6 separate regions of the Mus musculus genome follow, and regions 2, 3, 4, 5 and 6 are each linked to region 1. Evidence: chromatin loops called from intact Hi-C (ENCODE). Cell type or tissue: heart. All regions are shown on one strand.

The links. Peaks named below come from ENCODE experiments on the same cell type or tissue, not always from the same donor. Only the 100,000 strongest peaks of a DNase experiment are listed, where the experiment ranks them.
Region 2: it touches region 1 in a loop (7-fold over the local background); 26 of 42 quality-filtered maps call a loop at or near these places.
Region 3: it touches region 1 in a loop (10-fold over the local background); 2 of 42 quality-filtered maps call a loop at or near these places.
Region 4: it touches region 1 in a loop (6-fold over the local background); 21 of 42 quality-filtered maps call a loop at or near these places.
Region 5: a loop joins it to region 1, with 4 times the contacts of the local background. A loop is called at or near these places in 2 of 42 quality-filtered maps.
Region 6: a loop joins it to region 1, with 4 times the contacts of the local background. A loop is called at or near these places in 15 of 42 quality-filtered maps.

What each region holds. Positions count from the first base shown.
Region 1 is chr2:145,697,849-145,701,848 of GRCm38, forward strand. It overlaps BC039771 (cDNA sequence BC039771), which reads left to right and starts at 3,347. Exons shown (of 4, transcript NR_033220.1): 1 at 3,347-3,474. In heart, a CTCF peak has its summit at 1,998 (motif pointing right); a DNase peak (open chromatin) is centred at 2,023.
Region 2 is chr2:145,880,435-145,884,434 of GRCm38, forward strand. Rin2 (Ras and Rab interactor 2) reads left to right here. Exons shown (of 13, transcript NM_028724.4): 12 at 2,888-3,051. It overlaps Gm39954 (a long non-coding RNA gene), which reads right to left. Exons shown (of 3, transcript XR_866798.2): 3 at 1-778. Among named protein-coding and RNA genes, the nearest start is that of Gm39954, 12 kb to the right of the region's middle. In heart, a CTCF peak has its summit at 2,169 (motif pointing left); a DNase peak (open chromatin) is centred at 767; H3K27ac peaks cover 1,105 bases.
Region 3 is chr2:145,956,124-145,960,123 of GRCm38, forward strand. The region is part of intron 6 of Cfap61 (cilia and flagella associated protein 61); the gene reads left to right. Among named protein-coding and RNA genes, the nearest start is that of Cfap61, 23 kb to the left of the region's middle. In heart, a CTCF peak has its summit at 1,507 (motif pointing right); no DNase peak of the experiment used is centred here.
Region 4 is chr2:145,793,152-145,797,151 of GRCm38, forward strand. All of the region lies in intron 2 of Rin2 (Ras and Rab interactor 2), which reads left to right. Among named protein-coding and RNA genes, the nearest start is that of Rin2, 9.0 kb to the left of the region's middle. In heart, a CTCF peak has its summit at 1,615 (motif pointing left); a DNase peak (open chromatin) is centred at 1,610.
Region 5 is chr2:145,858,839-145,862,838 of GRCm38, forward strand. It overlaps Rin2 (Ras and Rab interactor 2), which reads left to right. Exons shown (of 13, transcript NM_028724.4): 9 at 1,176-2,336. Among named protein-coding and RNA genes, the nearest start is that of Gm39954, 33 kb to the right of the region's middle. In heart, a CTCF peak has its summit at 1,788; DNase peaks (open chromatin) are centred at 713, 1,793, 3,063, 3,493 and 2 weaker places; H3K4me3 peaks cover 3,205 bases; H3K27ac peaks cover 3,565 bases.
Region 6 is chr2:145,900,811-145,904,810 of GRCm38, forward strand. Naa20 (N(alpha)-acetyltransferase 20, NatB catalytic subunit) reads left to right here and starts at 2,431. Exons shown (of 6, transcript NM_001141965.1): 1 at 2,431-2,552. The coding sequence starts at 2,500. In heart, a CTCF peak has its summit at 2,340; a DNase peak (open chromatin) is centred at 2,511; H3K4me3 peaks cover 1,993 bases; H3K27ac peaks cover 1,421 bases.

The DNA.
Region 1 (4,000 bases):
CCAAGTGAGGATCTGGGAGGCTAGAGGCAAGGGTCCAAATGAGAGCTGTCTTCATCCAAGTCCCCTCTCGAAGCAACCCTGAACAAGGATAGTAGGAAGTGGTTTACATAGGGATGGATTCCAGGAGCCCTTGGGGATGTTGATGTGAGATAGGAGGGAAGTGGTCTTGGGGAGGAGGTTGTGAATCATGAGAACCACGTCCTGCTCATCTGAGACTGGGAGAGTGTGGAGATGGTCTTCATGGACCATCTCCCTCAGTCATAAGATGAAGGCTATTGGAGGTGGAGGGCGGGGCGGGGTGATGCCAGGTACTTCGGACCCACTGAAAGAGCCAGGGACAAATGCAGATACTGGCAGTGTGACACAGTCTCATCCACATTGTTTGCTGTGGGGCTGAGGCTCCAGGTTAACTCATGACATGCTGTCTTGTGTCTGAGCCATATGGCCCTAGTTAGCTATGTTCAACATTTACAAATGTCTCCTTTTTCAAAGAGAGTTTGAAAGTCAGATGTAGGACTCCTGTTAACTCCTTTAGCCTTCGATTTTTTATTCCAGGGGAAAAAAAAAGATGCCTTCAAGGGATTCCACTTTTGAGACAGGACTGTTCTCTGTCTTGGCAATGGCTGGTGAAATTAAAGAATTTTGGCTTTCAGTATGCTTTAGTGGTCAGAAAGGATTTTAAACAATTCTGTACACATACACACGAATGTGCGTTATTATAAAAAGTTACTTATTTAGAACCTTATATATATATATTACTGTACAGTTGACTCTCCATACTGGCCAGTTTTACTTGGATCTAATAATTTGAATAACTTTGGATAGAAAATATTTGATATTAGAGAGATGGCTCAGTGGTTAAGAGCATTGACTGCTCTCACAGAGGGCCAGAGTTTGACTTCCAGTACCAGCATGGCCAGTTCACAACCATCTGTAACTCCAGTTCCAGGGGACCTGACACCCTCTTTTGGTTTCTGAGGGTCTTGCACAGACATAAATGCAGTCAAAACACCCAGGCACATAAAATAATTAAAAATGCATTAAAAAGAAAAAGAGGTCTTTATTGAATGTGCATGGAGTTCTGATTTTCCCCTAAGCAGCAGAGCATAGTAACTGGTCATGTAGTGTTGTATTGTATCAGTGTTGTATTGTATCAGTGTTGTATTGTATCAGTGTTGTGTTGTATCAGTGTTGTATTGTATCAGTGTTGTATTGTATCAGTGTTGAATTGTATCAGTGTTGTATTGTATCAGTGTTGTATTGTATCAGTGTTGTATTGTGTCAGTGTTGTATTGTATCAGTTCTAAATCCTCTAGAGGTGGTGTAAGTTGCACAGGAGAATGTATAGATTATATGGAGGGCAGCATTTATGTAAGAGTTTTGGCAATGTGAGTTTTGGTAACTTGTAGGGCCCTGGGACCTGCCTAAGGTTCCTAAGGATGCCAAACTAAGAAATACTTGTATAGTGTTGAGCAAATAGGCTTGGGGTAATGATATTCTTAAGTGCATTAAATGGCATTTTTATTATTTTGGCGTATAAAACTCTGAGTTGGAGTAGAAGTATGGCCTATGTCACCTTGATCTAGAAAGAGAGCAAATATTGTAATCATTTATATACCCCCCTCAGCATTGTGAAGAAACAGAATTCTACAAACTTCAGATCCCCTGTTTGAGTCCAGCTAGGAGCCCAGGTGAGACCTGGCAGGCTCAGAAGCCTGTGGGAGCATTGAGTGGAGGACACGAGTGTGCAGAGGCTGGGCGAGACAGCACAGGCTACACCAACTGTCAAAGATGAGTCTCATCCTGAGGAAGGGGACTCTGGGAGAGATGGAGGGTGCTAGGAACACTTGCCTCTGGAAACTTTGTGATGTTGAGAAAGTCAGCAAAAGAGATAAAATGGAGGATCCTGAAGAAAGCAAAGGGCATCCCAACAGAGGGCAGACGACCCTGAGAGCAGACCCAACTGATAAAGAAATGACACCATTTTAACACTAGAGGGCGTGCTTGAATCAGGAAACCCAGTCAGCCACCCAGGCGCTGCCCTTGCTTGCACCGGATCTAACTAATGGTCAGAAAAGAAATGTGGTGCAAACCCAGGAAGCAGAAGTGTACTAAGCAGAGCTACAGCCTGAAGAAAATAGAGTTTGAAAGTCAAAGCATTTCCCATCATAAATGTTGTTATCATCTCTTAGGTGTAAACACACACACACAATATCAATCTTTCCCCCCCCCCCCCCCAAGGGAGGCTACAGAGAGAACTCTGTGGTTAAATTCTCTTTCAGAGGATCCAGGTTTGATTCCCAGCACCCAGGGAGCAGTTCACAACCATCTGTAATTCCAGTTCCAGGGCGTGTAAGGTCCTCCCCAAGTGTCCAACATGCAAGTGCTGCACAGACATACATGCAGGCAAAACACTCAGACACATAAAATGGTGATGATAATAATGGACTTAGAAAGGAAAAATGAGAGTGGATTTATAGTCCTCTTGTATGTGGGACTTTGCAGTTGTTGTTAACCTTGGGCTGTGGGGCCGAGAGTAGTTTTCCAATAGAGTTGAACAGCAGCCACCATCCAGCCTAGGTGTTCTCCTGGCCACTGGCCCATCAAGATGAAAAGTCTTAGCTATTGCCCCTCAAGCCTATGGGGCTTTGTGTCTACTTGTACCTGCTAGGATGGAAGAGGAATTTTGCCACATTTCTTCTGAGGATAAATTGAAAAGGAAAAGATCCAGTGATGTCCCTTCTGCTTCCTGGTTCATTCTTCTTACATCTGTGAGCTGCATCCTCTAAGCAGTTAGGTTGTTCCGAGGCCACCATGCTATGAGGAAGCCAACCTTAGCCAGAGAGGCCGATGACAAAGTCCGAGCTACATGGAGAAGCGACCTACTGCTTGCCAGCTGCCAGGCCATGCCTCCTCTCACCCCCCAACCCCACATTCTAACTCCAGCTACCATCTGGCCATGGCCTCATCCGACACTCTCAGCCAGAACTGCTCTGCTAAATTCTTCTGGAATTCCAGACCCTGAGAAACCATGGCAATAAGGAAATGAGTATTGTTTTAAGCCACCGAGTCTTGTGGTCTTATTACACAACAATGGATAATTAGGATGAATAAATCCTTAAGGAATAAAAACGAGTTCCAGAGAAAAACAGCAGCTTTACTTAACAACCTTTTATGTTCGTTTTTTGTTTTGGACAGTTCTCGAAGAAGCTGACAGTACAGAACATGTCGATTTTGGAGAAGAATTATGTCCTTCTTTGACTTGGCTTATAAACTAACCTTTCCCCTGAAGAAGAATTGAGATATTTTTAAATGACTTCCTTTTCCTTTTGTCTTTCTGTTTTGTAGCTGGGAAGGTTTAACTCTCCATGGCTTTTGGCAAAAGATGTGGGACAGATTGTTAGAACCATTCACTACGTCCATGCCTGAGACAAAGGTGAAAGGATGCAGGAATCTGTAGTACATTGCACAGAGGTATGACTGATTGGTTTCTTCCAGACTGGATGTGAGATTTACTACTGAACAAAATTCGGTAGGGTATAGGTGAGCATAGTAGAAGCCCTTGGTTATGCAGGGCCCACCACTTCTCCAAGAGGCTGCAGTTGAGGACATCTTTGACTCCATAGCTTGCTGGAACAAACCACTTCTCAGCCGCCTCGTCTTCAAATTCATCTACATTAAACTTAGTGAAGCCCCGCCTCTTTGAGATGTAGATCTTCCAGCAGCTAGGGAAATGGAACTTGGTTCTAGGCGGGTCCTTAATCGTATGTTCTTTAGAATGTGGCTTGGTGCAGATGGATATGATGACCCAGCAGATGTGAACCCTGGCCACTGTGCCTTGGGGCTTCTCAGAGGCATGCACACCTGTCTGGAGCCTAGAGTCGGGACAGCGTTGAGATTAGAGACAAGAATAACTGCCAGGAAATTGTCTCAAAGGTCCCTTAGGAAAGCAGACTGTGTAACTACCCATGTGGGCAGTGCTGGCAAGTTTTGCTGCCAA
Region 2 (4,000 bases), 180 kb after region 1:
AGCTGGTCATTCTGGAAGGAGACAAATCGGGGCCTGTGTGCACATCTGTTAATTCTTTTCAGGAGTCTCTTGGGCACCCAGATAGACCCTGATGGGGCAGCTGTGTTTCTCTGTTCCTGTTGAGTTTCAGTCTGGGCTTGAGCACAAAGGTCTACCTGTCCTTGGGATGCCCTGGGTTTACATCATCTAGGAAGACATGCCCGCCCCATCCCTTTTTGGGCGCCACTAACTTGGGATAAGTATCCTCCATCCTGTCCCCAAGCCGAGGCAGATGTGAATGAGCTCTTCCGGCCTCTGTGTCTCACCCGGCCGTATCCATGAAATTTCAGCCGGGGACCCAGATATTCCAATATGAGCCCGTGACTCCCACGGTGTCTTTTCCTCTTCCAGGGATTGGGCAGTAGAGACAATGAGTGTGGCTTTGTCCAGGCACCGAGGTAGACATTTGTAAGCTCCAGTGTGGAGCCAACCCTTTTCCCACCATGTGATTATTGCGGTTTGGGGTTTATTTTGGTGGTTTCTAGTAGCAAGAAGACCCCTTGAGGCTTTGGGGAAAAGAGTGTCTCAGTGTCCCTTAGAAAAGCATCCTTCTGTTGTTGACAGTGTGTACTTAGATGCTTACGTCTTGTGGTCTGAGGACAGAGACACCATTTCCTGCCCCCTTTCCCAGCAGTGCCTCAGAGTGAGATCCCGGGTTTCAAGCTTGTCTTCTTAAAGGGGAACAAATCAGCATTGCGTTGTGACAGATGGGCAGGATTGTCTTCGCCAGCAGGAATCCCTGTGAGGAAGGAAAAAAAAAAAAGAATAATATAAAAAAAAAAAAAAGGATACACTGATGTCTAAACAGCCCGTGGGTTCCTCTGCATGAACTGTGCCAGGCACTCTGCTTGCCTTCCTTCCTGGGGAGAGCATGGCCCAGGCAGGCTGCCTGCCCGCGGCTCTGGACTAATCTGAGGTATTGAACTGCAGCTCCTCCGATCTGGACCTAGAGTTGCTGCAGTCATGTGTCACAGGCCCATGCTTTCTGTGGCCTGTCCAGAGCGCTCTTGGGTTGACTTTACAACAGTTTCATGTCTTTTCTGCTGTGTAAGCAGCCATTCTCATTTACAGCCCAGCACCATAGATCCCCTTGCAAGCTCAGAGCTCTTGCTTCTGGCGGGGTATGGTTTTGCTGAAATTGAAAACCTTCCTCTAATTGGATCCACATGTTTCAAAGTGTGGCCAGTTCTGTGTTTCCAGCATTTGAGGTTTTCTCCTTAGTGGGCTAAGCATATCAGGACTGTGGAGTCAAAATTTAAAGTCCAAGGAACCCCTCAGCACCCCACAGGGATTGTAGCTCCCGGAGCCACTGTTAAATGCTGACACCAGGATGCAGATTCTAGTAGTCGTGTAGATTGCCCTGGACTCCCCTGTGTGGCATTCACACACTTGAGCTAGCGTTATAAACTGAGTCATGTGTGACTTATTCCTGGGACAGATACTAAGGATTAATAATTTGTAGCAAAAGTTGCTGTAGAGATCTTAAATTGTGGATGGTAGGGTCAGGAAAACTCTAAACAAAAAGCCTGATATGGGCTGACTTGGCTTGTGGCTATGGCTAAATGGTAGAGCCCGTGGCTAGCTGCACCCTAAAGCATTGCAAAGAAAGAAAGGGGGCGGGGGAATCTCCATCGATGACTGCCAACAGCAAGGCTGCTTTGCCAGGTTCAACCCCAATGCGGGTTCACGGGCCTGTTACCCATGTTCCTGAGAGGTGAAACCATTTCAATCCTGCACATGGGTCAGAAAGAGTTCTGCAAGGCTCCCTGTGGGCAATTAAAGGCTTTGGCCATGAAAGTGACACTTCTTTCTCACTTGATTGCAATGAACTTCTGGTCTATGAGTGAATCAATTGTCACATCTGCCCTCTTTAATGTGTGTCTCCACTTCTGGGGGACAGGGATACAGGTTCTCATAATCTCCTGTTCCCCACCTCTGTCTTGAACACATAGTAGAACTCTAATGGATATTTTGTCCTTCTTCCCCTAAACTCTTTATGTAGTGTTTCTGTCCTATGGGGTATTATAAGGCATCTATTGATGATATAAGATTTATGGAAGGACTATGTCTTTAAATACAAAATATGTAGCATGCAGAGAATTCTCACTACGCCCTCAAAACGCCCTCTAGTGGCACTCAAGCACATTTGCAAATTCTTCAGCAAGCAACTGATTTATTTTTAAGACAAACCAAGAAAAATACATAGATATCTTAAAATGTCTCTTGTCTGTCAGCACTCCTCACTGACAGGAGAGATGAATTTTAATGGCACTCTCAGAGGGACACCACTGTATTTAATATATAAATCTCTTCTCTTAAATGTGGCAACAGGAATGCTATGGGCTCTTGGGTGTTCCCTGCCCCTGGCACAGGCTTGGATCACTCCATAAATGTGTGTGAGATGAATGCTTGAGTAGAGATGAGTGATACGCTGTAGGGTGTGAGTCTCTGTGGAAGCGATGGAGAAATCACCGTCTACTTCCATGCCTGTAAGGCTCTGCGCCTGAGAATTCAATCAACCACAAGCTGTAAAATTTAAGGAAAAAAAATGAAACAAACACATATAAACTTTTTAATTGTCCTTTCCCCTAAGCTCTTTATGTAATGTTTCTATTCTACAGGGTATTTTAAGTCATCTAATGATGATGTAAGATTTATGGGAGGATTATGTAGATCATATGCAAATGCTGTGACTTTTTTAATGATGAATTAAGCATCCATAGATTTTAGTATACAGGGGTCAGTCCCTAGACTCTGTCCCTAGAATTGTATGACATTAACGTCTGTGCATCTCCGCTGCCATCGCCAGTGTGACACTCCTAAGGACCCATTTTCACTGCTCTTCCAGGAGGCTATTACTTGACCAGTGCCTATGGGGCGCTATCTCTGATAAAGAATTTCCAAGAAGAACAGGCTGCGAGACTGCTCAGCTCCGAAGCCAGGGACACGCTGAGGCAGTGGCACAAGCGGAGAACCACCAACCGAACTATCCCCTCCGTTGACGACTTTCAGGTACACACCCAAGTCCAAGTCCCAGCCCTGCTTCCCCGTCTCCAGGGAAGGTAGAGCTATTTCCTACAGCACATGGCCTTAGGGCCTGAGGGCCTGGCTCAGGGGGAGTCACCTTGTAGAAAAGGAATAATGAAGCCACCCTCTGGTCACTCCAGTGTCTTTAGACGTGTACACAGATGCACCTCGACTTTCAAAGGTCCATGTTCTCACTGGCTACACTAGAAGAGAAAAGTGCACTAACTGTATCTAACCTATCAAACATGGTAATGTAGGAAAACAGTGGGCACCTGTGGGGAAGATTTGTTGTATCGAATTGTGATCTTGTTGCTGATTGTCAGGGCCAGTTCATCACTGCTATCCAGCCTTATCTGGTGGATGGTATTCAATATAGCCAGCCTGGGGGTGGGGGAGGTTATAGATTCAAAACCTGGCTGTTAGGATAGTTCAGTGGTAGACCAAATGTGCAATGTCCTGGGTTCCTTCCCTAACACTTATAGAAAAAAGAAGGAAAAATAAAAGTAAAAGTCAAGACATAGTCTCTACTGGGTGTGACTCACTTTTAAACATAAAGATAAATATAATTATCTCCACATAAAACATACACACAGTTGGCCTGCTGTTAAATACCTAACCCAACAAAATGTCCAAAGGAGAAAGCCGAGGCAGAGGGAACGGATATCCAGTTTCCTCAGGAAACAGCAGTGCTTATCCTGCAGCGCCCCCATCCCCTCCCCCCCTCCACCCCTGTTACCCTTTGGGAAGTGGGGGAGGTGCAACAAGGTATCTTTCTACCGCCACCCCTCCCCACTTTCTCCTTCAAGTTCTAAACCGAATCCCCTGGAATCAGTCCGGCTCTTAGGACAGCACCTCAGTTTGAGAGGTCGAGCTGCTGTGTGGTCCCCATAGGGTGACACAGAGCCTTTCCCTGGCCCAGCAACCCCCGAGTTCC
Region 3 (4,000 bases), 260 kb after region 1:
AGGGAAGGGTTTGGGGATGTAATTAGCCCTCCGCTATTTAACTAGCAACATATTCAGAACCAAATGAATGAACACCGTAATCCCTTCTCCTGTCTCTTTGATTTAGCCGCGTGGAAAACGATGCTGTAATCTGCCCTTCTACTCAGACACTAATTAAGGAAGTTACTCTTCCCTGTCTTTCATTATGTTGGAAACAAAGCAAAGCTGCTACTGGACACACCTTTAAAAACTACAGTGTGCTCAATTAATCTTCGGTGGTGGACGTGAGATGTTCCCGGCTTAGAAAGACTGGCTTGGCCTTGGAGCGGTGGTGGTAGAGGGGTTTCTTTTCCGGGTCCTTGTGGGTTTAAGGAAGACTAAGTCAAGAGAAGGGTTATATGCTGTCTGGTAGTGTTGTGAAGTAGCTTGAGGTTTCCTGCCTGGCATCCTGCCTATTTAAAGATGACTACAGTTAATCATGTGGACTCAAATAGATGAAAATTTTCTTTATCAGGAGAGAGGAAATCAGGAGCTCTGTAAATGTTTTAGGAGATAAAGATGTGTTCAGATTTGATTGTTACAGTTGCACACTTGTACCAAAATCATCACACACATCTCACAAGTGTGTATCATTTGTATTAATACAAATTTAAGACTTTAACCTTTAAAAGGCAAAAAGAAAACATTTAAAACAAGCTTTTTTGTTTTGTTTTGTTTTTAAAAACGACCTTTCTCAAGGCCAGCTTGGCCCACAAATTAAGTTCCATGAAAGCCAGGGTTGTTACACAAACCCAACCAAACGAAACCAAACCAAAAAACCCAAACAACAACAAAGACCTACCTTTCATTTCCTGAGGCAGTTACTTTTTAATAGACAAAGTTCTGAATGTATGTCCCTGCACCATGTGCATACCTGGTACCAGAAGAAGGCATTGGGTCCACTGGAGCTGGAGTTCCAGATGGTGGTGAGCAATGGTGTAGTTGCTGGGAATTGAACCCGGGTCCTCTGGGAGAGCAGCCAGCACTCCTAACCACTGAGCCACCCCTCCAGCCCCAGAAGTTAGTTTTACGAGACATTTGATGGTCTCACGCTTTTTTCCAGTTTGACTTCTAAGCAGCTCCTGGGGATTTGATGTTTTGACCTCTAAGTTAAGAGGATCCAGGCCCATTTTAAAAGGAAATGTAGAACAATTACAGCATTTAGCCGGGGCTTTTCTTGTGCCCCGGGAAATTTGTCACCAGTCCCCCTGCCAGACATGGTTTGGTGGACAGTCCTCCAGGAGCTGTAGATTGCCTTTGTCAAGATTGGCACATGGACCCCAGCGGTCTGGATGATGGGAACTTACATGGCCTGCTGCATGCTTTGAAGCCCTTCTAATCACTCAGAACGTCTGGAATTTTAAAATCCACCTCACTTAAAAAGATCACATTTTCCAATGATCCGAAGTTAACTGACTCTAAACACCAGTTTTAAAGTTCTAGAAAGGACCATGTAAAGGATGGAAGTTAATTTCCATAAGAAGACCACTAGAGGGCACAAGAGATCTTGGAAAGGAAAGGGTACTTCTCCCGCCTCCGCTGCAAGAGGATGAAAAAGAAACATATAGTTGGCAACAACTTTTATGTTGCCCTGTCCTATGTTGAGACACTGTTCTTGATGAAAGCATGATGTGACAAAGCAAGCTGTATTCTTTAGAACTAAATTGGATTCTTCCTTTTTTTTTTCAAATACACTACAGTAAAATGTATTTGTGACATTTAAAGTAGCAACTTCTTTTAATAGTATATTTTTAAGTCTAACTGGAGAGTGCAGCCTCTTTAGATAAAGAAGAAGCTTTGAGGCCAGCAGAAGGGTCTGGGACGTTTCTTGGACATGCAGGCTGCCTTTGTGCTGTTCTCGCCGAGCTGGGGTAATATTTCCCACCTGAGGATTTGCACAGTGACCTGGCTAGCAGCCTGTGTTACACACATCTCTCTGCCTCAAGGGAAGCCAGCCTGTGCCTTCCCTCTAGAATGCTGGTTATAGAGAAAGGACAAGATGTTGCAGCCATGAAGCAGTCTGCGAAACTGTCACCAAGAGGCTTGACCGGGTTGCTAAGAAGAGTTCTTGGGCTCTAGGGTGCCACCATGTACCTCCTGGCGAGGTGACATAGTGAAGGATGAATATGTTCGTCTTCCGGAAGGCTGGTTAGAGCCACCACACAGGGCATTCTTAGTTTTGCCACGCCCTAAGTTTGAAAGATACACAAATTGCCAAGTGAGTATCTTTGCCAGCCTATTGGTTGTAAGGCTTGAATTCAGCTCCATTTTTTTTGGGGGGGGGTGGGGATCTGGCATGTTTTTCAGGGTCTGATGGACACTTGAGTGCCCAAAAAGAGAACAAGTCTGTCTGGGCTAGACCTTCTGTTCTCCTAAAAGTAAAGTATTTTATAGTTGATAGCGCTGACCAGCACATGAATTCTCCACCCAAGCAGCACTCTGAATGAACATACAAAGGAATGGCTGCTTTTCAGAACTCTGTTTCTAGTCTTCTTTGTGCTGATGGAGTTATTAACCCCAGATTGGTCATCACCATGGGGATGGGATACACCCTGCAAATGGCAGGGTGGGGCGCCCAGTAAACTTGCCACCCTCGCTCACAGTGAGACGGGGCTGTCCTCTCGTCTGACCCCGGTAGGCAGTGCTCACAGCTTTAGAGTGCTGGCTCTTGGAGATTTTGCTGCATGGATGGTTCTCCTTAGCCGAGGTGTTCTTTCTGTGAGGCAGGCCTTTGTCATATGCCATTTGAGACTTTGAGGCTGATGTCATCCATTATCATTAGCGCTAAGGATGATGCAAGATCTTAAATTATCGATTACCCCAAGGAATGCATTTAGTATGTTGAGCAAGTTCCTCTATCCATTTTGGAGACGGGCTTAAGGGACAGTGTTCAGAACTCCAAGCTTTGGATGTTTGCTTCTTGTTTTTTTCCCAGGAGAGTTGCTATTAAGGTCCGATTTTGGACAGCTTTGTTATGTGCAGTGGAAGGTTCACGGCTAGGCTCAGGGCTCGCTGTCTCTCCAGATCTTTATTCCTGATTTTAATATTGAGTATTATTTGTTTTAGTTTAAGATTATGAATATGTGTTTCTTCGCCGTATGAAACATTTACAAACACACACACATATACACACTCATGAAAACTCAGAGCTACAATTTTATTAAGTACATATATAAATATACACTATATAATGATCAAATCTATGTACATCAATGTAGTTAACATCACCATCTCAAATTATTTTTTTCTTCTGTTTTGTTTTTGAGACAGGAATTCATTATGTAGCATTGACTGTCCTCTAACTCACTATGTAGACCAGGGTGGCTTGGAACTCATGGAAATCTGTCTGCTGTCCCCATATGCTACCCTGTGCTGGGCTTAAAGTCATACACCACCATACTCAGTCTCAAACTTTAAAAAAAAATGGTTTCATTTATTCTTTGAGAATTTCACATAGTCTATTTTGATCATATCCATTTCTCTCCTGCAACTCTTACCCAACTCTTGTATTCTCTCTCCCTCGCTCCCTCCCTCCTCCTCCCCCCTTTCAGCCTAGTTGTCTAGTTTATGTTGGCTGACTACTCCTGGGTGTGAGGCTTTCCCCAGGAGTCTCACTCGTTGAAGAAAACTGATACTGCCCCCCACCCTGGCACCCCAGCTGCAGTTGAGTGAAGCTAGCTCCTCAGCTAGGGGAGGGACTTTGTGCCCACTTTCTCTCTCCTATGGCTGGGATTTTTGTCCTGCAAACCTTGTGTAGGTCTTACGCATGCCCTTACAATCTTCATGAGTTGATATATGTACATTTGTCTTGTGTCTGAAAATCGCTGCTCTCTTGAAGTCACCTCCCACTTCTGGCTTTTACAGTCTTTCTGACAGCACTTCCACAGAGATCCCTGAGCCTCGAGGGAAGAGATAGAACACAGATATTCCATTTGGGGCAGAGCCTTCTGATGTCAGCTGTGCTCTGTACACTGACCAGTTG
Region 4 (4,000 bases), 95 kb after region 1:
CCACCCTGGGCAGCAAAGAGTTAATGTTTATCTGGCATAAACCCCTCCTTTTACAGGTGGGGAACCAGCCTACTACTGGATAAGGCAGAACATGGGAGTCCACCTGGCCTGACTCTGCTCTGAGGTATATAACAATCCCGGCGAGAGAAAAGGCAGCCTAAGGGAGTGGGTCCCAAGAAATGGCTGCTACCCCCAGGAGTTTTATACTCAAGGATGATGCCAGCCAGAAGGGGAGATTTCACACAGTTCTGAGGGAGCTGGGACAGTGATGTTTCTCGGATAAGGAAGACCACACCTTGACCAGGACCATGTGGTCCTTACTCTTTGGTTAAGCATAAGCCTCATGTCATGTCATACATGGTCACTGGACCCCTTCATTCTTACCTCTTCCCGATGTTCTTGACATCAGTGAATGCCTCTCCTTGCTTCGTTTTCTCTTTTACCATTCAATTGAGGACACTGGCTGAGCTCTGTAGGGTCTTCAGGACTCAAGCTTCGACCCCTGGGACCCTAGGACCCTGGGATCCTGGTGGAAGTATTTCCACATCACATGACCCTGGCAGTCTGGCTGCTTTTGCAACTTTTCTGGATTGCCTGCCCAAGAAATACCATATAGAGAGGTCACCAGAGACAGTGGCCTTCTCTAGAGATGACACTAGTCTGCCTTTTAGGTGTATGGACAGGCCTCTTGCCAGTGATTTCAACACCTTTATCCCAGGCCAGCCCCCAGGACATGCCTTTCAAGGAGTAACACGAGCTTTTGAGATAGCAGATGCTGTGTTTGCTAAAAGCAACAGTACAGGTCAAGTGGGTTTGTAGGTCAGTTTCCAGCAAACTGTAGCCAACAGTGTCTAAAGTTGAATGTTGCCTGCAGGTCTCCATGTTTGCTCCAGGGGAGTCTAATGTTTTTAAGCAAAATAAAACCTTGAACTGCCTAGTGACACATATCTAATCCTAGCAGAAGGGTCTCTTGAGTACACAAGTTCAAGAACAGCATGGGTAATATAGACCCAGTCTTAAAAAAAAAATCAATAACAAGGCTCAGAGGTATAGCGGCAGACATCTATGAGATCTAAGTTACTTGTGAAGGTGAGACAGGGAGACTGCTTGTGCCACAGATTCAGGACCAGGAGAAAAGGAAAGAGGTGAGAGACAGATGATCTAGGGTCCCTTTCTCCTGTGGAAGATGGAGTGAGTGATGTCACCTTCCCACCTGGGTTGTAAAATGAATCATTCCAATGTGTGCTCTGAAGAGGTCCATCAATGCATGGCTATGGAAGCTGTGGTGTTACTGATGCTATCTGACACTCCACCATGAATACAAGTCTATGCCAGGAGAGGAGGCCATTCAGTTATGTGTGCGGTGTGTGTCTTGGTTTCTCTTTCATTTTAGACCCATGCTGCAAGCTACCTGGATAATCTGGGATTGCTTGCTCTTCGAATTAGTTACATAGAGGCACTCCTAATGTTTGTGCTCTGTATTTCCAGATTCAGAGAGCTTATCTCAGAGTCTCAGAGAAGGTGCAGGTGACTGACTGCTGGAAGCTGGTTCAGTCCTAGCCAGAGTTTTGGCAGCCACAACTTGCATGGAGAAGCTACTGGCCTCTAGTGGTCAGAGCCCAGAGGTGCCGCCAAACTTCCTACAGCACCCAGGACCATTTACCAGCCCTAAATTTTAGTAGTGCTGAGGTGGAGAGATCCTGATGCGCATTGTAAATTAGGAGACAATCCTTGCCTGGGGTTTCTCTAGCTGGCTCTGCATCCGGCCTTTTAGAAACAAAGGAAAGGAAAGGAAGAAAGAATAGTCATGTATTTATCACCCTCTAGCCAACTGCTTGTCCAGAGCAGAGATTGACCTACTGACCTTTTGTTGCATCCCGTGGCTAATCCCTGGCCTAAAACACCAAGTTTTCAGTTCATTAGCTGAGTGGATGAAAAATGCGCAGTGTGTATGTGCAGAGGTTTACATACAAGATTTGGGTATCCACATGGTATGGAATCAGCCCTCATGATGGCAGGGTGAGTCCTGGACTTTAAGTGACCAGTACCCAGGATGTTCCATAGCAGTTAGAGAAACCTGGGCTTGAAGGAGGAGAGGAAGTGCATGGCTCCCTGTGTGGTTGCTGGGAAACCTTCTTGGGGAGGTGAAAGGTAGTTTGAACTGTCTGGGAGGAAAGGACACAAAAGAGCCTTTTTAAACTCCTGGAGCAGTGTCTGAGGCTCTGCATAGAACCAGGAGTCAGGGTAGCAGGGAAATGAAGGAAGGAGAAAGATGGGGCGGCTTTGCAGCTGGGTGAGATGTTGAGATTCTATTCTTAGTACAGTTGAGAACTGAGGAAGGCTATGAAGGTGGAGGACATAGCAATACCCAAGTGCCGTCTTTATAGAAACCACGCCAAAAACTGAAGTATAACTCAGTATCTTCCTGAATTTCTTCAGAAGACCCCGGCCATTTGAAAGCAGCCTCTGGGCCTCTCCACACTTGGTTCTTGTGTGCCTGGCAGATGTTGCCAGCCTTCACTCCCATTTTCCATCAGTTGTTCTTCACAGAGCAGATCACTGTGATCTGGAGAGCTTTCTTTCTGGGTTTCTTCTGTGCAGATTTAAAATCTGTTCCATAGAACTCATTTTTCCATTTGGAGTATAACAAAGGAGGACTATTGAAAACTCCCATCTTTTTTTTTTTTTTTTAAGATTGTCCCAGAGCAGTGGTGAGACTCATTCTTGGACCATCTGATTAGCATGTGTTGAGCCCACCTCTTGAAAAAATGAGCGTCAGACTCACTATGTAGCTGAGAATGATGTTCACCTTCCAATCCTTCTGCCTCTTCCTCCTGAGTACTGGGATGTCAGACGTGTGCCACCCTATGGTGTTGGGGATCAAACCCAGGGCTTCCTGTGTAATAGCAAACATTCCATTACCTCAGCTCCATCCCCAGGCAGTTAGCCAATACTTAAAATAATAATGGTAACTTCGTGAAGCACAGTGTGTGGTATGGAAGAGAAGCAACAGGAGAGAGAACAGAGTTTTGGCGACAGTCAACAAAATGCACCCCGCAAAAATAAAGATCTGCCAATCAACTTCTATTTGTATATAGCTACACCTACTGGTTTTGAATTGCCTGGGTTTCCTCCAGATAGTTGCCCGACTGAATAGCATCACCTTCATTGCCTTCAAAGCCTGAAACATTTACCCTTGATGGAGAAAGTTCACCCGACATTGACATGGGGAGATGACTGCATGTTTCTGAATTCTCAAAGGCAATTCTTTTCTTGCTTTTCTTTGTTTGTTTGTTTGTTTGTTTGTTTGTGGGGTATTTTATTTTGCTTTTAGACAAGTTATCTCTAGCTAGCCAAGGCTGACTTCAATTCTGCTCTGGTTCCCTGAATCAAAGGTAGTGGTGTGTCACATCACAAATGAACAAACACGTGGGGCTAGGGATAGCTCAGCAGTTAGAACTTGCTGCTCTCCCAGAGGACCTGGGTTCAATTCCCAACACCCACAAGACAGGCTCGGAGCTTTCCTTAACCCCAGTTTCTAGGGATTTGATGCCCTCTCCTGGCCTTTATGGGTACCAGGCATTAAAGTGGTACACAGACATACTTGAAGGTAAAACAAACACATTCTCTCTCTCTCTGTTTCTCTCTGTCTCTCTCTGTCTCTGTCTGTCTGTCTCTCTCTCTCTCTCTCACACACACACACACACACACATACACACACACACACACAAACCTGCCAGGGCTACTGATCTGTCAAAGGACCAGAAAGTTAGGGTAGAGCTAGCTGTGGAGCCCGGGCGCTGAGGACGGGTCCCTTTTCTTCCTGAGCCACACTCCCTATAGGTTGTTTGAAATTGCTGAAGTGCGTTCGCCCAGAAGCTTACAGGATCCAGATGACAACAGAAGCAAGCAAAGCCAACCCAGCCCAAAGGAGCTCGGTAGGAGCTGAGATGTGGCCTCAGAATGGAGGACGATAATGAATGAAGGGGCTATGGTGAAT
Region 5 (4,000 bases), 160 kb after region 1:
GGGGAAAGGCAGCACTAAGGGAAAGAGAGGTGCAGTGTGGGGCTTTTATCCTCAGTGGTACAGAGGCACCTCTGCTACTCTGGTGCTGTGAGGAGAGTAAGGATGAAGATCTCTTAATGACACCTGTCTCTTCCCCTCTTAATCAGCTATACACACACACACACACACACACACACACACACACACACACACACACACACACTGCTGTGGGCCATGTCCCTCATCCTACCTAAGGTCCTTACTCAGGCAGGTGGGACTCACTGTAAGTCTGCTTCTGCTAGTCGCCCCACCCCCACCCCACAGCAAGATTCTACCACACAGTGGCTGACAATACACACAGTTCACCTGGTTTGACTTTACCCCAATGCTCTGGCAGAATCAGTATGAGTTTAACTTTAGTTAAAATATTTTCCTCCTAGATGGAAAGAGAATTCTTTTTAAGATTTTAGGACTTTGGTTTTTGGATAGGTTGACAATCAGACTACACAGTGTTTGATGTCTAGAACCTAATATGAACACACACACACACAGACACACACACTCACTCTGTATCCCTAGTCTACCCCCTGTAGGGATGGGACCCTTGAATGCCGTTTTCCCTCTTTGTTGGGTTTTAATGCTGAATCTGTAAAACCACAAGTAGGTTGTGTAATATCCCCCAGGCCCAGCTGCTGGTCCTACCTCATAAAGGGGAACTTGGAGGCCAGATGGATTCCTTGGCTGGCCGCCTCCTCCTTGGAGGGCACCCGGGAGAAGTAGATTGGAAAGGGTGGCGTTGCTCTCTAGGCTAAGTGGGATTTTGAAAAGCACAGGCTCAGTAGTTCCGTGTCTTTTACGAGCTTATCCTGGACTCATTCCAGTTTTCTTTGTCCTTCTTACCTGTGTGAAGGGCTGGGCTGGAGCTGCCTGTTGGCTCAGCCAACCTTTCTCAAAGGCTTTGAAGGTGAGAGGCCCCTGGTGGCGTCTCCCTGTGAACCCATAGCTGCCTTCATGCCCTTTCCAGTAAGGGAAAGGGGGGCGGAGAGGATCAAAGGAAAAAAGCAGACCCCAAGTTAAGCCCCTGTTGCCCCACAGTGTGTGTGTGTGTGTGTGTGTGTGTGTGTGTGTGTGTGTGTGTAGGAATGTCCCGAGTGCACTATATTTACATTCTTGTCTTTGCTGATAATGACTTACAGATTTTTGGAGCTCCTCGGCAGACAACAAACCCCTGAACTCCCCACCTCCCCATAGGCCTCTTCCCTCAGCCGGCATCTGCCCTGCCTCCTTGCGTCAGCTCTGCCTTATAAATGGAGTGCATTCTATAAAAACCAGGACGCCTTCGGAGCTGGAGTGCAGCCAGACCAACGGAGCCTTGTGTTTTATTAATCCTCTTTTCTTGAAAGTGCACAGCCAGGACCTCAGCACAGGCCCAAAGCGGCCGAGCACAAGGACTCCCAACGCGAATGGCACCGAGAGACCTCGGTCCCCCCCACCCAGGCCCCCGCCACCCGCTATTAATAGTCTGCACACAAGCCCTGGGCTATCCAGGACTGAACCCCAGACGAGCATGCCAGAAACAGTCAACCATAGCAAACATGGGAACGTAGCTCTGCTTGGAACAAAACCAACTCCCATCCCTCCACCCCGGCTGAAGAAGCAGGCTTCTTTTTTGGAAGCAGAAAGCAGCGCCAAGACCTTGACTGCCCGCCGGCCCAGCCGGAGGTCGGAGCCGGAGCCCGAGCTAGAGCTGGAGTTAGAGATGGGCACAGCTGGGCACGCAGGTGGAGCCCCGCCTAGGGACGCCCCCGGGGATTGCACAAGGGCGCCGCCGCCCGGCTCTGAATCACAGCCACCACCGTGCCATGGAGCCAGGCAGAGGCTGAGCGACATGAGCCTTTCCACTTCCTCCTCCGACTCGCTGGAGTTCGACCGGAGCATGCCTCTGTATGGGTACGAGGCTGACACCACCAGCAGCCTGGAGGACTACGAAGGGGAGAGTGACCAAGAGACCATGGCACCTCCCATCAAGTCCAAAAAGAAGAGGAACAGCTCTTTTGTGCTGCCCAAGCTTGTCAAGTCCCAGTTGCGAAAGATGAGCGGGGTGTTCAGCTCCTTCATGACCCCTGAGAAGCGGATGGTCCGCAGGATCGCCGAGCTGTCCCGGGACAAATGCACCTATTTTGGGTGCTTGGTGCAGGACTACGTGAGCTTCCTGAAGGAGAACAAGGAGTGCCATGTGTCCAGCACCGATATGCTGCAGACCATCCGGCAGTTTATGACCCAGGTCAAGAACTATTTGTCTCAGAGCTCTGAACTGGACCCCCCTATTGAGTCACTGATCCCAGAAGACCAAATTGGTAAGTGCCCTTCTACCCATTTCAGGCATAAAATGTACTGTAACCCTTGTCAGCCGGTGTGTCCTGTTAGTTGTCTGGGATGAAGTTTAACCTGGAGTTCCAAATGACACACTCTCCCATCTGAATTGAATGGAAAGATCTCCCTTTTTTAGGCAGATGCTACACACCAAGCTTCAGATGTTTAGAACTGCAGAAGGATTCTATCCAGGGGTGGGGGTTGTACCACTTTGAAAGGTCCCAGTTGCTGCCTGCTCTTGCTCTATGCGTGTGACACATCTGTTGAGCATTTTCTGGCTGTGCGTCCTTCTGTAACCTGCATGCTTACTGACAGTATTTTTCACTGTCTTTCCAGAGGTTGTGGGTGCTTTTGTTTTGTAGCATATGCTAGGAGTATGAAGACTAGGGGCGAGGTGGGGGGAGCACACCTGTGTCCAAGCCCCCCAACCCAGAGAAAAGAACACAGACCAACCCTCAGGGACCTTGTTCCTGTCCAGCCTCAAGTGGACCTCCCTGTTGGTTTTCATCCTACAGAGTCTGTATTAGGCAGTGTGGGAAGAAACAAGAAATAGGAAAGAGAAGTTTATTTGGTGTACCTTTAAGTGACATAATTCGAAGATCACATGAAAGGCATTCTCTCCAGAGTCAAGGGGAAATGCTTTCTTTGTAACCTCACAGGAGAGCTGAATTGTTACTTTGGTAAGCATCTTGCCAAGGCAAATTTGAATTTGGCAAGCAGTCTTTTTTTCCAGGGCGGGAGTAGCCAGGGTTTTTGTAGTTGTTGTTGCTGCTGCTGCTGTTGATCGTGTTGTTGTTTTGTTTTTGTTTCACGCATTGACTCTTAAAAGGTTAATTTCAGAGACTTCACTCAGTGGGCAGCAACAGCCAAGAGTTTACAAACATTTCCATGGTTTAGCTAAACTCAGATTTCTTCTTTCTGATTGGGTGTGTTTGTCAAAAGTAGTAAACAGTGTGTGGTAGAGCATGTGTTTCTCTCTCTCTCTCTCTCTCTCTCTCTCTCTCTCTCTCTCTCTCTCTCTCTCTCTCTCTCTCTCTCTCTCAATTTGAGCAGCTCTTTGATTTGGTCACAAAAGACTCAAAGCCTTGTTTGTTTTCTTGTGGGACTCTGACCTAGCCCAGGGTTCTGTTTGGGCGTGGCTAAAGGAGCTCGGGTGCTCCAGAGAAAGTGGCTGAAAGGAATGTGCCTTTGTGCTACGCCTAAGAATGGAAATCATTTTCAGGAGACTTCTGCAGAATGCAGAATATCCACACAAGTTCCCTCTTTCCCCTGCAGCCCGAGAGTCTTTTCTCTCCTGAAGACCCCTTCCAACATCATGTTCACAGGGACCCCTAGTAAGAAAGGAAACCCATCTCTATAGAGCCTCCCATTTGAACGAGAAGCCTGGACAGGCTGCTTCAGTGAGCGCTCTCCTCCCCTTCCGTACACACCCTAGTCAAAATGCTTTCTATCTCTTGAGGAATGGAGGAAGGCAGATTGTATGCCAGCCCACACCATCTAGTAGCTGGTAAGTTCAGAGCTTGAACTGGTATGAAGCTCTGTACTTAGTGGCCCAGATCAGCCTCGAACCGCCAGTTCTCCAGCCTCAGCTCCCAAGCCCCTGCGGTGCCAGCCCTACTGCATGTGTTTGTCCTATCATTGGAAGAGT
Region 6 (4,000 bases), 200 kb after region 1:
AACAGCTGGATACATGTTTCAGCCACTATGCCCATCTCTCATGGGTTGCAAATTAGTAGCCCACAGTATCTAGCATGGGTCAAGTGCTGCCTCTGTATTAAACTCACCTTTTTATTTTGAAAAAACTAAACTAAACTAAACTAAAATTTTATTATATTTAAAATACTTAGAAACCTTATGGTTATAAACCAGAATCAGAAGAAAATTATGAATATCATCCAAACTTCACAACCAGCTAGTTCAAATCAACACTGGATCATGTCAGAAAAAAAAAAGTTGCAAAATATTTTGACATGGCCAATTAAAACAAAAAGCAATACTGGATACCCCAAGTAGTAAACTCTTCTGAGTTTCATTTTTATTATCTTCCACTTCTTTGTACAAATCTGTGAGATGCAGAAAATGGATATTGATGAAAGATTCTTGACCCATAAGAATACGAGTGTCCCATGTGCTGTCCAGTGGAGAAGTAAGAGGACACTGCCCTGTGGATGCTGACCAGCGGTCCTGAGCACCTTGGCCATTTATTTACTCTGTTTTTTATTGATGTTTGACACAGGGTCTTGCTATGTAGCACAGGCTGGTCTGGAAGACAAGATTCTCCTTCATCTTTCTAAGTCCTGGGATCATGTTTGAATATGCTGTGTGTATTTTACTTATAGTTTTCTTTGTATAATGATACACTTATTCATGAAAAAAAGCAAATTTACTTACATTCACTGGCTTAAAACATTTTTATTCTTGAGAATTTCATACACACATACAATGAAATATGAGCATATATACACCCATCAAATTCATATTCCCCCACATGTCCCCCCCTCTCAATTTTGTCTTTGTTTTAACCACATGCATTTAAAATTTTCCTTGAGTAGACTACCATATCTCTCTTACTGGTTAGTTCAGACTCTTTCTGACTTTGTCCATTTTTTCCATTTGTATAAGCATCATAACCTCAACTTCCCTCAAAAATATATTTTACTGTTCATTTCATGGCATATTTTGCCAAAGTAAGTGAATAGAGGGTAGAAGCTGAACTCATGGTGTCAAACTCCACCTTTCTACCATAGTAGCAGTTATATATATACTTTCGGGCCTGTCATACCCATGTTTACAATTATTCATTGTATAATTTACTTCATCAGGCTTAGAGACAAAGCTTGGCGAGGAGCCACTGGGACTACCTGCTCTTTCAACCATTTGCTTTCTTCTCCACCACACCTGGCCCTCAGGTTTGGCCAAGGAATTCCCAAGACACCTGCGGAGCAACTGAGTCCCAAAGGAGTTGGGGATGTGAGTCTGCTGTAATGTAGGCATCTCGCTGAGTTGGATTGGTTTGAGCTCAGCAGCATGTTCTCCAGGACCACCCCAACTGCTGGTAAGGAGAAGAGGGGAAGGCAGCTTCACAGCCCGACAGTACATAGTCTCCTCAGTCACTGGGTCTATGCCGTGGAGACGCTGGGCTGGTGCTTAAAATGTAGCAGGCCAGATGAAAGAATGTAATTCCTAATGGTTAACTTTCAACTTAGACATGAGATAATGTTTCATTTGGTTATTTGGAAACATGTTTGGATTACTTTGATAGCTCTATCATCTTGTATGCATGTATTTGAGACGGTCACACTATGTGTCCTTGACTGGCCTGGAACTCACTATATAGACCAGGGTTTTCGAGGCTCACTAACAGCCTCTTGTCTCTGTCTCCTTACTACTGGGATTACAGGTGTAAGGCACTATTCCTGGCTTGATCTGCTCTTTAATCACACATTTATTAAAATCAGCATCGAAAACAAATAGTTCTGATCATTTTTCTCTCGGATTAAAATAAACTGCAAATATATGGACCAGATTTCAAAGTCTTATTGCCAAAATAAGATAAGATATTCACATTTTTTATACAGATAATCTTTCTTTCTTTCTTTCTTTCTTTCTTTCTTTCTTTCTTTCTCTTTCTCTCTCTCTCTCTCTCTCTCTCTTTCTTTCTTTCTTTCTTTCTTTCTGTTCTTCCTTCCTTCCTTTCTTTTTCTTCCTCTCTCTCTCTTTCTCTCCCTCCCTCTCTCCCTCCTTTCCTTCCTTCTTTCCTTCCTTTCTTCTAAATAATTTTAATGTGCTAGAAAATTTAAGGTCACATCCCTGGTTCATGACAGTGGTTGAGAGAAGAGGCCCTGAGCCATCCTTTTAGGGATCACTTCCTAACTCACCCTGTGAAGCATCTTTGTAGTTTTGAAGCTTGCTTTTACGATTTGGCTCTCTGACTCCAGCTTCTTTCTCCTTGTTACTACTCTGCCTACTTTTTGGAAAGGGTCTGCGGGGCGCGGATCATTAAGGCAATTGCTGATTTCAGCCGCCAGAGAGAGCTACGACGCTACTCTTGTTGCCCAGCAACCTCTGGTCCGGAAGTAGTTCTTTGTCCCACCCCATGGCGGCCGCGGGCGCGAGTACTTCCGGTAGTGCGGGCGCGGGGTCGCGCCGAGCGGGTTGGAGGCTGGCGGCGGCGCAATGACCACGCTCCGGGCCTTCACCTGCGACGACCTGTTCCGCTTCAACAACATGTGAGTGAGGCACGGCCGGCCTCTGTCTTCGCGGCGCGGGACGGGGTCAGCCTCGCGGGGCCGTGGGCCGGGTGGACGCTGCGCGGGCGCGCTGACCGGTGACCTTGGCCGAGGCGCGGCGCTCCCGGTGCGCCCGGGATGATGCGGAGCCGGGCTGGACACCCCGCGCCCGCTCCCTGAGGCGGCCTCACTGCGGAGGGAGGGCGGGGAAGGAGCGCGGTCCTGGTTAAATTGTATCCCAGTGAAGTAACCTTGCGATGCTCCGGGCCCTCTCAGCAAGTTGTGGTTTGTGCTTGGTAGTTACAGTAGCGGAGCGCCCAAAGTAGACTGCCTTGGGTTTTTTTCTTTTTCTCTTAAAAAAAAAAAAAAAAAAAAAAAAAAGACAGGGTTCATTTCGTATCCCTGGGCTCCAGGAACTCTCTGTAGACGAGGCTGGCCTAAACCTCACAGATATGTCTTCCTGTCTTACTAGTGCTGGGATTAAAGGCATGCCCCACCACACCCAGCTAGACTACATTTTTTTTTTTTTGGTTGGGGATCCAATGTACTGAAGACTCCCCGGTGCTGTGTGGTTTCTTTTCAGTCCAAAATTTAAAAACCCGTGATTTGCCGTTCTCCCCTTCTCGCTTTTTAAAAAGAAAAAAAAATTTAGTTTGGAATCCAAATTATGACCATTTAAAAAGCTCAGCATTTCACCGCGAACTCCTGTAGACACATGACCTCGGTTATTTGCTTGATATAACGTAGTAAGAAGTATGGACCGGAAGGTTTAGGTAACAGAAGGGAAGAAACTCTGGGATGATGGACATTTCAAAGAGGGGATGAACCTTGATGAAGGAAATTTGGCAAGGAGGAAACTCTGGAGAAGGCTGCAGGAAAATGGAGTGTGAAGCAGGGTAGGCCTTTGCTTCAGGTGAAGCCAGGTTTAATTATCGTGTTTAATTGGTTCAGATCCGATCTTGTGAGATTTCGGTTAGGTCCCGCTTGTGTTGAATCCTCTGTGCATTTTAGTACTTGTGGCAGGCGCTCATGTAATAATAGGCCCTTAAATCTTCACAAATTCTGTCATGTGCTGATGTCCTCAGTTTCTGGGTGAGGGAAGGGATTGCACACACAGAACCCTGACGTGGAGTAGGTGGAGACTGGCCCTGGTGGTTGTTAAAAAATTGGTCCCATGGAGCTGGAGATGGTTCAGTTGTTAAAAGTACTGGGTGCTCTTCCAGAGGACAGGGGTTCACTCCACATGGAGGCTCACACTTGATTGTAATACTAGTTCCAAGAAGCTGCTGGCCTTTCCTGGCTTGAGTAAGCACCAGGTATGCATGTAACACACAGACATATAAAACCCATACCCATTCAATAAATGAAAAAGGTTGATCCTGGCACTCAGGCTGAGGTTGGAGGATCACAAGTCTGAGATCCTTTGGTATCCACAGGAGATTGATTCT